Regions from separate parts of the Mus musculus genome. Here region 1 is linked to region 2. Evidence: chromatin contacts called from ENCODE Hi-C or POLR2A ChIA-PET data. All regions are on one chromosome and are shown on one strand. The core of a region is the stretch at or near the end of the contact, and the rest is flanking DNA. Distances in the headings are between cores, read along the strand shown. Region 1 holds the start of Gprc5a (G protein-coupled receptor, family C, group 5, member A). Region 2 holds the start of Ddx47 (DEAD box helicase 47).

Region 1 (7,134 bases), core at 3,503-6,002, 54 kb after region 2:
AGTCCACTTCAGCACCAGGTGATGACTCACAAAAGTCTCCTTGGTGCTTCCTGCCCAGCTTACAGGCATCTCCACCAGAGAGACTCCACTCTCTAATGCTTGTTAACTGCTTATGTAACCTTGGGGTGGGGCCTTGTCACTTTCATTGGTTTCCTGAGTCTTACAGATTTTCCTCCAGGAGGGAAATGCTTCAATTAGGAGAAAATTCCTACGTAACAGGTGGGCATCCGAAGTCAATGGCAAAGTGAAATATGAACACCAGGGAGCAAGCCTTGCCACCACCTTGCCATACAAAGAGTCTCTTAGCCACAGGCCTGGACCAGCCAGCCAGCCAGCCATCGCTAGATTCCAGAGAGTGATGGGAGGCAGAGAACGGGCAGTCCAATCCTGTGCTCTCATTGGGTTTCCCAGCTTCTTTGGGAGGTTCTTCGGAGTCTTAGGAAAGGGGTCGGTGGTAAAGAAGAAATCATGTCCCCTCTGAACTGCTTCCTGCCCAGACCTGACACCTTATCCTTGATGTCATGAGCCTCACCCCAGACATAGTGACTCAGGGCTATAAGTGCCCTCAATGACAGCTAGCTCTGTGCTGTCCAGGGTGGCAGCCACTCATGACTTTTGATCCTCTGATATGTGGCTGGTATAAACTGGCATGGACTGTAGACATAAACATGCTAGACTTTTGAGGACTTAGTTTGGCAAAGTAATGCAGAATAACTCAACACACACACACAACACACACACACACACACACACACACACACACACACACACACATACACACGCGCGAGCGCACTTTAGACAAAGCCTTACTATGTAGCTCAGAATATCATTGAATTCAACACCACCCAAACACCTTCCCAAGTGCTGGGATTACGATCATATATCACCATACCTAGATTGTATTTTATTTATAAGGAAAAAACAATTTTAAATTACACTTATTTATGCACTTACTTAGTGTGTATGTACATGCTACAACACATGTGTGATACTTTGCAGAAGTTGTTTCTCTCCTACTGCATGGGACAAAACTCAGGCCATCAGCTTCATGACAGGCACTTTTACCCACTGAGCCATCTCACCAGCCTCTAGCGTCATTGTAAAGAGGGTTGTTAGCTGGGAGGTGGTGGTGGTGGTGGTGATGGTGGTGGTGGTGGTGGTGATGGTGGTGGTGATGGTGGTGGTGGTGGTGGTGATGGTGGTGGTGATGGTGGTGGTGGTGGTGGTGGTGGTGGTGATGGTGGTGGTGATGGTGGAGGTGGTGGTGGTTGGTTGGTGGTGGTGGTGTTGGTGGTGGTGGTGGTGGTTGGTGGTGGTGATGGTGGTGAATACCTTAAATCCTTGCACTTAGGGAGTCAGAGATAGGTAGATCTCTGAGTCCGAGACCAATGTAGTCTAGAGAGTGAGTTCCAAGACAGCCAGGGCTACGTAGAGAATCTCTGTTTTTTTTTTTTAATTGTTTTCTGTGTATGTGTGTTTTGACTGCAGGTTCATCTGTGTACTATGTATGTACTAGGTACCCAGAAAGGCCAGAAGATGGTATGGGTCCCCTGAAATTGGAGAGACAGACAGTTAGGAGCTACCATGTGAGTGCTGGGAACTGAACCCAAGTCCTCTGAAAAAGCAGCCACTCTTAACAGCTTAGCCATCTTTCCAGCCCCCTCTCCCCTCATATTTGAAAAGATAATGTGCTGAGATGGTGCTATTTGGGATCTATTGGGTTAAACAGATGATAAAGCAAGTTCTTTTTCCCTCTCATTTCTTCTCCTTCCTTCTTCATTTTCTTCTAAGGTCTCACTTTAGAGTCCAGACATGGATGGCACTTGATATGCAGACTTGAACCCACAATAGTCACCACACTTCATTCTCTCCATTGCTGGGACTATGGCCATGAGCCACCACGCCCAGCTCCCTATATCTTTTTACTTCTTATGATTCGACCAACTGCTGTTCCAATGTATACAGGGTTCTCTAGAGTCACAGAATGTATGGAATGTCTTTCTATATTGAGGGAATTTATTATGAAACAAAGCTAGTTATTTCAGCTGGTCTTCTGTAGAAGTGGATTCCAACAGATGTGCTGGCAAGTAAGTGCAAGCGTCAAGGAAGAGCGAATCTTCCTTTTTCCAATGTCCTTATGCAGGTCTCCAGCAAAAGGTGTGGCCCAGGTTAGAGGTGTGTACCACCATGCCTGGATCTGGGACTTGTTTCGTCCTAGGCTGACCTTGAACTCAGAGATCCCCTTGCCTTAGTCTCCTGGGATCAAAGGTCTATACTACCTTGCTTGGGCCAAGCTTTTTTTTCCTCCTCCTCCTCCTCCTCCTCCTCCTCCTCCTCCTCCTCCTCCTCCTCCTCCTCCTCCTCCTTCTTCTTCTTCTTCTTCTTCTTCTTCTTCTTCGATTTACTGATTTACTTTGTAAGTACACTGAAGCTGTCTTCAGACATACCAGACGAGGCATCCTATCCCATTACAGATGGTTGTGAGTCACCACGTGGTTGCTGGGATTTGAACTCAGGATATTTAGAAGAACAGTCAGTGCTCTTAACCTCTGAGCCATCTCTCCAGTCCATCCATGGTTCTCTTGGATACTGGTCTAGCTTCAGTTTCTATAGATGAGATTGTAGAAGTTTAGAGAGAAGCCCTTTCCGGTCTCATCATTCCCCAAGCCCTTTCCCCAGGCCCCTGTCTCTTGGTGAACCCCAGGAGAGGAGGAGAACTTGACGACCTCTGACCTGCAGGCCACAAGGGAGATGGCCAAGTTAAATATTGACTGCGGTTTCTTAGGTACGAGATCAATAGAAATATAGACTCCAAAGATTTAGGTTGTTTTGGCTCTGGTGTTTGAACCAGTACCTTATACATCACAGCATAAGCTCATGAAGAGTCTTTCTATTGGTGTGTGTGTGTGTGTGTGTGTGTGTGTGTGTGTGTGTATGTGCGTGTGTGTGTAGCACTCACCATGGTCCTGTGTGTAGGTCAGAGGACAACTTTACAGTCTTGGTTCTCTTCTTGGACTTGGTTGACCTTCATGCCGATTTTGGGAATTGGACTCTGGTTATCAGGTTAGGCAGCACGTAGTTTATTGGCTGAGCCACCTTCCCATCTCCTCTGCCTTTTTGAGTCAGGCTCTTGAGAGTAGCCCCCCCTCCCCCTTTCCCGTTGCCCTATATCACCTATGTGGCTCAGGCCGGTGGCCATCTTCCTGTTTCAGTCTCCCAAATGCTGACTCGAACTGTCATTTGCAGCAAGTCACCTTCAGGTGACCTCAAACTCCTATGTAGTAGAAACTGGCCTTGAAGTGTTTTTCTACCTGCTTCTACCACCCAAGTGCTGGCGTTACAGAGGTGCCCCGCGCCAGGCCTGGCTTGTTACATTTTATTCTTTTCTTTTCTTTTTTTGAGACAGGGTTTCTCTGTGCATCCCTGATTGTTCTGGAACTCACTGTGTAGAGCAGACTGGCCTCCAATTCACTGAGATCTGCTTGCCTCTCCCTTAGGAGTGCTGGGATTAAAGTTGTGAGCCCCTACCATCTGGCAAGATTGTTTGTTACATTTTAAAAAGCATTTAAGGGTGTGGAGAAAAGTGGGTCTCAGCCCCTTGTAGGGGTTAAACATCTTTTTCACAGGGGTCACCTAAGCCCAGTAAAAAGCACAGATATGTATATTAAGATTCATAACAGAAGCAAAATTACAGTTATGAGGTAATAACAAAGATAATTTTATGGCTGGGGGTCGCCATACATGAAAAATTGTATTAAAACTGAACTAAAGCACTTAGAAGGCCTGCTCCAGGCCTTCCCTACTACCTAAAAAGCTTAGTTCCCCCGCTGCCCACCAACGCAACCAACGGGGTAAACCTGGTCCAGTGCGTTGACATTCCAGGACTTTTTGACTACGGAGCAGGCAGGTTTCAGCCGGACTGGCCTGATAATGGATGCGCTGCGGGCCCCTACCTAAGCAGGAGGAATCAGACACCAAAGGCAAATTCCTTCATTTCAAAATTTTATCTGGCGTCTCTGTTCCTATCAACTGCTTTGTCAAACTTTTGGAGAGGTGGTTAAAAGAAAGGCGATATGATCTCTCAGTCAGGCCATGCTAACTTGGCTATGCGACAGTTCCAAGAAGGGCCTTGCTGAAGCGTCTCAACTTTTCCTTGGTCTTTACTCTTTAGCCGCGACTGGGGGACCCACAGGAGAGTGAGTGGCTGTCTCTTCCCATTTAAACTTGGCTTCTCCCTGCTCACCGGAGGAAGGAGTGGGTGATGGAGAGACAGGTGCCGCCAAGGGGAAATAAAGACCAACTTCTCCCACAGAAAGTAACAAAGGAGCTGCCTGGAGCTGCTGGCTTAAGTCTTTGCCCTTGGGGCCCTATAGTGCCCTCAGGGAGGATGGGTGTGGTTCCCTCCAGGAGATGACAGCCAGCAGCGCTCATCCGTAGCTGGGTTCACCGTGTGGCTCTTTTCATAAGGGCGGGAGCTCTGGGACCGACCTGAACACTCGTCGAGAGCTACGCCTGGCAGTCTAGGGTGCTTCCCCCGCAACCCCGCCACCTATTTCATGAGTGACTGTGCTTCTGACGTCAGGGAGGCTTTCAGTTCATTCTCTGGCACGGTGACTTTATTTTCACAACAGCGAGAAGTGCCGCGGAACTGGATTAGGCGTGTCCTCTCCCTCCGCCCCGCCCCCGCCCCTTGTCCCTCGGTTCACCCTCTCCCTCCCTCCGGCGACAGAAGCCTTTATAACCGCTTTGCGCGGCCAAGGCGGGATCCTTGTCCCAGGACCTGCCCAGTAGCCAGGGGTTGAGCGCTCTCGCCTTTCACGCGTGAGTCGCAAGTTCTCGCTTCACCCCGAGCGCCGCGGCGCCCAGGTAAGAGGGGTTTACCCAGGAGCGCGCTCCGGGCCCCAGTTTTAAATCCGGAGAGTGGGGCGTGGGGAGCCTTGGGGAAGGAGAACTGAGACAGTACAGCCCGTGATGGACTACAGCTGGCTAGGAGAAACAGATGAAACCGAGAAAGGAATGTCCTTAACTTCTCTCACCTCTGAATGTGTTCTCTGGGCTAAAACAGAGGGGAAAGACCAATCAGCAAACAGTTAGAAACTGTAGCACAGGCCTGTAATTCTGCACCTGGGAGGTAGATGCAGAAGAATCAAGAGTTCAAGGCCAGCCTTGACTCTACTGTGAGTTCCTGGTCAGCCTGGGCTATATAAGTCTCTGTCTCCAGATACAAAACAGTAGTTTAAAATACCAATATTAAAAGAGAGGTCCGTCTTGAACTGTACTAGGCCCCTCCCACAGGTTCTATGTAGCCACTGGTGGGTGGAAGATGGGCTATGATGCTTTCAACTCCCATCTGAGTTTCAAGGGTCTGTGAATGAATAGAGGGGTAGAGGGAGAGGATGCCAGCCGCTTCCTTCCCAAAGGAGCGAAGGCCGTGGAGGTCAGGAAGTGACTCACCTCAACGCCCCCCCCCCCTTCTCATGTGCGTGTTGTTCCTCCACCCCATCCCTTACTTTTCCTGTTGCCCCAGTCTCTAAGACCCTGTCTCTCTTTAACAAGAGGGGGTGAAAAGCTTGTCTTCCCGGAGGAGAAGAGACACAGGCAGGAGGAGGCTGGCAGATCACATTGAATGGAAAGACAGGAAACAGCAGTTGTTTTTTTTTTTTGTTGTTGTTTTGTTGTTGTTGTTTTTTTTTGTTTGTTTGTTTTTTTTAGACATTCAGGCTGGCCTCGAGCTTGTAACCACCATTCTGCCTCAGTTTGCAGAGTGTTGGGATAACAGGTATCGGTCTCATGGTAGAAGGCTCCCAAATGGCAAAAGCCTGCCTGGAAGCAGGTAATTGAAGGACCATCACCGTGCCTGCCTGCCTTTTCTCCAGGCAAGTGTCTGAGGCTTTTGTTGAAGCCTGGTGAAAGGTTCTCTGGAAACAGTCTCTTCTTTGCTCTTTACTGAAGGAGAATTCTTTAGCCACTTCAGATACAATGGCCTGGGAAGGTGGAGGGGAGGGTGAGGCCAACACTTCACCCTTAGGGGTTTTTGTACTGGCCATCACTGATAGAGAGAAGGAAGGGGAGGGGAGGAAGGGTTGGGAGGTGCCTTAGGATCAAAGAGGGAATGGAGAGGCTGGCCCCCAGGCCCAAAGGGAATGGCCACAGCTGTCTCTGACTTCCCAAGAAAAGGTCTCTACCTGGCTCCAGGCAGCCCTGTGTTTCCTGGTTCTGCAGTCATTTATCCAGCAGCCACCTGCCGCCAGGTCCTTATGCTGAGGAGTCGTAGGCAAGCGTCTTTTCTGTGTGTAGGTCCTGCCTGTCTGTAGTTGCACAGTATCCGTAAGCAGCAGGTTGAAAAAAATGTGCGCCTTCATTCCATTCTTGAGAGGTAATTGAGGATAACAGAGTGTGAAGAGGAATGTGGATTGGGGATTTCTGCTCTTTCTGAAGATCCACAGAGAGCAGGGGCAGTGGGTGGGGGCAAACAGAACAGTTTTTCACTTGAGGGGATCAGAGCAACGCTGGCTTTTGTTTGTTTGAGTGCTCTCTCTCTCTGTCTCTTTCTGTCTGTCTGTCTCTGTCTCTGTGTGTCTCTCTGTCTCTTTGCCTCTGTCCTCTCTGACTCTCTCTCTCTGTCACTGACTCTGTGTGATTGTCTCTCTGTCTCTGTTTCTCTTTGTCTCTGTGTCTTTCTGTCTGTCTGTCTGTCTCTGACTCTGACTCTGTGTGTCTCTCTGTCTGCCTGACTGTCTCTGTGTCTCTCTTTGTTGCTGTGCCTCTGTCTCCCTGGTGTGAACACGCCACACTGCACATCTGGTGGTCAAAGGACAACTTGAGGGAATTAATGGTGTCTTGTGTGAGGAACTTGGGTCCTTAGACTTGGCAGCAAACACCTTTACCATTGAGCCATCTCGCCCATTGGTGTTACCCTTTTAGGAAAGGGACTCAGGTAACCATGGCTGACCTGGAATTCACTGTGCACACGAGGCTGCCCCAGTCAGATCTACTTCTGGTTTCTGAGTGATGGAATTACAGGCCTGAGCTACCCTCTGAAAGCCCAGTGTTTGCATTTTTATTGCTCCCCTACCACCTTTTTTCTTTTTGAGTCGAGGTTTCTTTGTGACCCTGACCAGCTTGTAACCCACG
Region 2 (6,838 bases), core at 4,188-6,687:
AGCATGTCTGCCCTGAGCAGACCTCACCCTACCTTGCCCCTCCAACACATTAATGCTAAGCACGCACCTGCAGTGCAGATGCGGCACCCCTAGCAATCCCAGCTACGCTTTCTCTGTTGTGCCAGGGTCTCACCGTGTGCAGGCCAGGCTGGTCTCAAGCTTGGCCTTCCTACCTCAGCCTTCTGAGAAGTTCTGCCTTTTCTGACTTTAGCTACCTATGACCAGCTGTAGCCCCATCATATTAAGTGGGGCATTCCAGACATAAGCCATCTACAGCAGATGTGCCGCTGTGACCAGCATGAGGAAGTCGCACTGCTCAGTATTGCTGCTTGAGACCTGAAGTATCCCTTCCCCCACTTTTTTCGGTGTTCCATACTGCAGTATGTCTAAGAAAAGCCAAGGTCTTTCCTTTAACTGTTATCTTTCTTCACCACAGGATGCAGAGAGAGGGGGTGGGGTGGGGAGGGGACAGTGCATCCATCTATATAGGTTTTGGAGACAGTTTTCCCCTGTAGCCCTGGCTGTCCTGGAACTTACTCTGGTAGATCAGGCTGATCTTGAACTCTGTCAACTCTGGGATTAAAGTCACGCACCACCATTGCCTGGCCCATCTATCTTTTATTACACTATATTGTTGTAATTGTAAAAGTTACTGCCTATATCTTACTAGACTTAGTTTGTAAATTAAATTTTAACATGAGGGAAAACAGCATCTCTAGGGTTTGGTATCACCCGTGGTTTCTAGCATTCACTGGGATCGGGGTTCTTGGAACATACCCTCTGTAGATGAGGGGGGCCTATTTTTCCAGACCTACTAAAAAAAAAGCTTTAAATGTCTTTTAGGAACAGTAGTAAAAATGAACTTTTAAGGTAATTAAGGAAATAATTCTAAAATACAATGCTATATTTGTTTTTTACAGTTGTAAAACAGAAATTTTATTTTGAAAAGAATTTAAAATATTTTGGCTCCTTAAAACAAGGTCTCACCATATAGCTGTGGTTGGCTTGAACTCATGGCAATCCCTCTGTCTCGGCCTGTTGAGTGCTGGGATTACAGGCATGTGTTGCCATACCCAAATTTAAATGGTATATATTATGTATTAAATATATTATATATTTAATACCATGTATATTAATTATACATTTTATATATGTGACAGAGGGAGCACATGAACACATGTCTGAAGCCATGAAAAAATTTCGGAACAAGATAACAATCAACCACTTTTGCCTCTGATGTATCACTTCAGGCTTGCTTTTGCCCTATATCGGTGTCAGAATTTTATTTAGATTTCCTTTCTAACCGTCCTTATTGTTCTGAAAATACAGGATATGACAGGGCTCAGTTTCTAGAATGGGGCCCTGTTGTTTCCGTGGCCAGAATATAAATATCCTAGCTGTTCCAGGCCTATGGGAATGCTAAGGCACGCGACACTGTCCGTGGGCTGACATGGGCTTTGCTCTTTGGAACACATCTGTGTTCACCCCACTAGTTCAACAAAAACACTGTCCCAGGGTAAGTGCCGTTTGAAGGCCTAAGGCTTGTCTTCAGGTCACAGGCCAGGGAATAGAACACGGAGATGCTGTCATCACTGTGTACCATATGGCCCTGGGTGCCTTGAGGAAGTCTTAAAAATAGCCTATGTCTGAATTATCCAAGAATAGACAAAAAGAATCCTTGCTTGACTAAAATGGAGAAGTTCCCCAGGCCCCCGAGACAGGGTTATGCTATGCATCCAGGGCAGTTCTGAAACTCTCTATAGACCAGGCTGGCGTTGAACTCAAAGATCTATCTGCCTCTACTTCTGCCTCTGCCTCCTGGGCCCTGGTTTTAAAGGCAGGCAGTACCAGGCCCAGTTTATTTCTTTTGAGACAGAGTCTCTCTATATAGGCTGGCCTTGAACACATGATCTTTCTGCCTCTGCCTCTCAAGAACTGGGAATACAGGCATGAACGTGGAGTTTTTACGGAGTTTTATCAACAGCAAGTAAATCAGTTCTCTTAAAGCAGCAGTCAGTGTTATCCAGGAGTCAGGGGCCAGGTGAGGAAGGGTAAGATGGGGTGAAGATAGGAAAGCTTGTTTTCTGCACCTGTGATGCCACAAGCCCAGCATCTTATACTATTCATAGGTGTTAAGGCAGCAGCCAGTTTTCAGACATCTCATGAGTGCTCGTTTCCTTTTCTGTGACTTGAAATTTGGGGACCTTTCAATGATGCATCTAAGTTGACAGCCTGTCCACTTGTTCCCACTAGGGCCTCTGGGCTCTGTGACACCTCAGCTGCCCTCTGTTCTCACTTCCCTGTTCCATTCTCTTGAAGGAAATCCAAGTTCATCCAGAGAAAATGTAACTGCTATGGTGGCTCCCTCTTGGTTTGTGGAGAAGAATTTGATTAGTAGAATTCCGAGTGTAGCTGGGCAGATGGAAGCTGGTCTTGATAATGTAAAGGTGACTTCAGAAAGCTTACTGGTGTTGCATGTGATGGCCTTTGATCCTAGCACTAGGGAGGTCTCTGTGAATTATCTGCAAGTTTAAGGGCAGTTTGGTCTATAGAGTGAGTGTTAGGATAGCTAGAACTATCTAGAGTGAGACTCTATCAGACACACACACACACAGAGAGTCAGAGAGACAGAGAGAGACACACACACAGAGACATACACAGAGAGAGAGACAGAGAGAGAATAAAGGAAAAAGTAAGGTCATGTGTTGGGACCTCAAGTAGGTTGGATTCTGGACTTGTTTCTTATCACATTGCTTCATGATCCTGGACACAGCTCTTTTCCTATGAGACTCAAGTTCTTCGCTGGTCAAGTAAGAAGAATGACTTCCTTAGCGGGTCTGTGTAACAGTGACAAGAGGTGGGAAGGACCTCACTATAGTGGAGATCAGACTTTTTTCAGGACAAGTCAACTCCTCCTTCCAAGAGTGTGTTTCACATACAGGGACACTTTAAATGGCCTAGTTCCCAGGCATGGTGGTGCACACTTGTCCTCTCTGCCTTTGGAAGGTGGAGGCAGGAGGATCAAGAGCTTAAGGTCAGCCTCTGATACACAGGGAATTTGAGGCAGAACATACTGTGCTACATGAGATGCTGGAGAAAATAAAATAAAATAAAATAAAATAAAGTAAAATAAAATAAATAGAAGGTAGTTACAGGAAGGGCAAAATAGAGAGCCAGAATGCCTTTGGCTTTCTGCCAGCCAACCGTGTGCTATGACTGTCTGGTAGAATCCATGTTGGGATGGCCTATTTTATACAGAAGGCGCTTTCCTTTTTTTAACTTGGAGTGAAATGTAAGAAAAACAAACAAACCAAACCAAAGGACGCAGACTATTCTTCAGGAATGTGCGGAGAAAAAAACCCATCACTTTCTAAAGCAGTGGTTCTCAACCCTATGTCTCTGGGTTGAACGACCTTCTCACAGGGGTCACGTATCAGATATCCTGCATATCAGATATCCTGCATATCAGATATCCTGCATATCAGATATCCTGCATATCAGATATCCTGCATATCAGATATTTACAATTCATAACAGTAGTGAAATTACAGTTATGAAGTAGCAATGAAATAGTTTTATGTTTTGGGGTTACCACAACAGGAGGAACTGTATTAAAGGGTCGTAGCATCAGGAAGGCTGAGAACCACTGATAAAGAAACAGTCAGAGAAATCCCTCTGGTCTGCCATGGTTTCCAACCCCAACGCTTTGCTGAGTTTCACTTCACCCAGGTGGCACATACTTAACATCCATTTTGTCTCTAGAGTCAGGGAAACAAAGACCGCCTCTTGTCTCTGAGGCAGTCTCCTTTCCCAGTTTCTTTTCTGAAGACCAGCATCATGGTGAATGAGAGCAATGGTTTTTGTTTGTTTTTCCAGACAGGGTTTTTCTGTATAGCCCTGGGTGTCCTGGAACTCACTCTGTAGACCAGGGTAGCCTTGAACTCAGAGATTTGCCTGCCCCTGCCTCCCAAGCTCTGTGATTAAGGGAGTGTACCACCATAGTCCCCTCCCTTGGCTTTTTCTATTTATTCTTTTATCTTCTGTCATTTTGTTTCTGAATTCCGACTTGTGCATTTTATCTTAATTCCCCTCCCTCCACAGGCAATCATCACAAACCTCTTCAAGTGTAGTTTCTGCTTCTCTGTGTTTTAGTAGAAGGTTGTTACATCCATCCATACACACTTGTAATATAACACACATATAATATATATTTGAAACAGGGTCTTACCAAGTAACCCTGACTGTTCTGGAACTTGCTATGTAGACCGGGCAGGCCTCCACTTCACAGAGATTCACCTGCCTCTGTCTCCTGAGTGATGGGATTAAAGGCATGGGCCACCACTCCCAATCTTAGTTATATTATATTTAAATCTATGGCCTTTCCCACAACAGCCTCAGGACTTGGAGCCCTAAATACTCTTAAGGGTATGTTTGACATGCGCTGCGCACATTTTAACAACACACTCTGCCAGAGAAAGGGATACCACGAAGAAAAGCATAGCAGATTGTCTCTAATGCCTCAGTTTCAGAAAGTGTGCCCCACACATTGAGAATGCCAATGCCTCCCCACTAGGGTACACTTGCAGGCACAGGGCATGTAACATACATTGTACCTCACTAGCTTAAGTGGTGGCAGTTCAGATATCTCACGGGTCTCAGGAATTTTGTATTCACAGATCTGCCAGTTTTTTGTTTGTTTGTTTGTTTTTTCGAGACAGGGTTTCAGAAATCTGCCTGCCTCTGCCTCCCAAGCGCTGGGATTAAAGGCGTGTGCCACCACGCTCGGCTCAGATCTGCCAGTCTTGAATAGGTGTCCCCTGAACTCAGAACGGCCTTTCTGGTATCAGTAAGGTCCCAGCTCAAATATCACTGCCTCAGAGACACCTTCTCAGTCTTGCAGCAATCCTGACAATTCTTTCTCCCAAAGCTTTGCTCCCCTATTTTTATGTAGCACTTTTCATAATTCAAAGTGGCCCATTATTACCTATGTATTGTTTGCCTTCTCTTTGCAGTGGAAGTTGATACTGTCCTGCTCTATCATTAGACACCTAGCACAGTCCAAGCATATGGCAGGCTGTCAGTTGTCAAATATATGAAGTAATGAATAAATAGTATCGTGATGTCCATGTGTTTACATTTCTATAGTTAGAAAAGTGATAAGCCAAAGGGAAGACAGCCAAGGCCCTGGAAGGCCGAAGTTGCAGAATGAAATCCTGCCTCAAGAAACCAATTTAAAAAAATAAAAAATAGGGCAGATACCCAAAGGGCAGCAAGAAGGGATCGTCTCAGTTCCTTAGGCACACAGGCTTCCAGCCATTGCTGTTCTTCCAAGTCCCTCCTGTGTGGGGCGCTGCCACGCCAGACCCGCCAGCAGGAGGCGTTCAGAACCTACACTCTAGGAAAGTAATCGCCTACATTTCCCAGCACGCCTTGCGCCTCGGCCCCACTTCCGGAGCCCACGAGCAAGATGGCGGCGGACGAGGAACCCGATTCCCCCTCTGGAGCCCTTCAGACAGCTGCGGAAGAGGAGGAAACGAAAACATTTAAAGACCTGGTGAGAATGGGTGATGCTGGTATTTATTTTGTGATGTTGGCGTTTAGGCTCACCCAGGGTTTGGGTACTTCATATCCCAGCCGGTGGTGTGTAAAAACACCTTGGGGCCTAGCTCATGCTATCTTCAGGCTGTCAGAAACTCGGGGTCTCTTCACGCTCCCTCGGGTGCATTTGCCTTGTAGGATGCCGCTGGGTCGTGAGAGCCCCCGTTTGTTTTTCTCCCCAGTTACTGTAGAGCCTTATGTTATCTAGGGTCACGCGTGACCTCCTTACAAGAGGCAAGTTGTTATGGTGTGCGCCTCACTTTATACACGTGAGGCACTTGGTAGAATAATAGCTAGCCACTGGTCGGAACTGATTTGACGGGTTAAATGAGATAATACATGCAAAGAGTTGACAGCAGCCCCTGGTGAAGAGAAATTGTCTCAAGGCGCTGTCCCATAGTGTTCATATAAAGCAGGGTCTGAGATGTACAGTTATGTAAAGTGCAAAGGGCTACGTATCACCAGGAGGATGGCTCTGATAAAGGTGAGGATGTATTCTTTGCTAAAGTATGGTTTTCTGAATTCAAAGGGTGTTACGGATGTATTGTGTGAAGCTTGTGACCAGTTGGGATGGGCAAAGCCCACCAAGATCCAGATCGAAGCTATTCCTTTGGCCTTGCAAGGTAGGTTGGAATTAAATATGCAGGCTAGTACAGAGCCAGTGTGGCATTATATTCAGTTTTTGTGTTGCTTCTAAGAGCTATTGCTGTCAAATTCCAAGTGAAATAAAGATATAATCTCTCCCTGGGTATGGCAGGACTACTTGAGTTCTTAACACCGAGGAGGCAGAGACCTTGCTTCAAATAAATATAAAGCCAGGTGTGATCACGGTGGCACAAGCCTGTACCATTTGGGAGGTAGACACTGACGTTAATGAATGGTGGGACGACAGTTTTAAACCCCTAGAGCACTCTACTGTCTGAATTTGCATGGCAGATCCTGACTGTTAGCTCTAAGAGATGAGAATTAAGAATCCATACAATGGACCATCAAGAGACCCATAATTAGCCTCCAAACGATGACACCATTGCATACACTAGCAAGCGTTTGGTGCAAGGACCGTGATATAGCCGTCTCTTGTGAGACTATGCCGGGGCCTAGCAAACACATAGGTGGATGCTCAGAGTCAGCTATTGGATGGATCACAGGACCCCCAATGGAGGAGCTAGAGAAAGTATACAAGGAGCTAAAGAGATCTGCAACCCTGTAGGTGCAACATTATGAACTAACCAGTACCCCG

The links. Hi-C counts contacts between places; a loop is a spot of excess contacts on that map. ChIA-PET counts read pairs that join two places held with the same protein, here RNA polymerase II (POLR2A).
Region 1: a map of mouse trophoblast stem cell shows a loop between it and region 2 (1.8-fold over the local background). The contact joins the promoter of Gprc5a here to the promoter of Ddx47 in region 2. A Hi-C loop is called at or near these places in 7 of 37 maps with a recorded cell type or tissue (Patski, T-helper 17 cell, mouse embryonic stem cell and 1 more). POLR2A ChIA-PET finds 5 or more read pairs at or near these places in 3 of 5 experiments (Patski and embryonic stem cell).

Annotation. Positions count from the first base shown.
Region 1 is chr6:135,060,910-135,068,043 of GRCm38, forward strand. Gprc5a (G protein-coupled receptor, family C, group 5, member A) reads left to right here and starts at 4,753. Exons shown (of 4, transcript NM_181444.5): 1 at 4,753-4,866.
Region 2 is chr6:135,006,175-135,013,012 of GRCm38, forward strand. It overlaps Ddx47 (DEAD box helicase 47), which reads left to right and starts at 5,438. Exons shown (of 12, transcript NM_026360.3): 1 at 5,438-5,554; 2 at 6,128-6,221. The coding sequence starts at 5,468.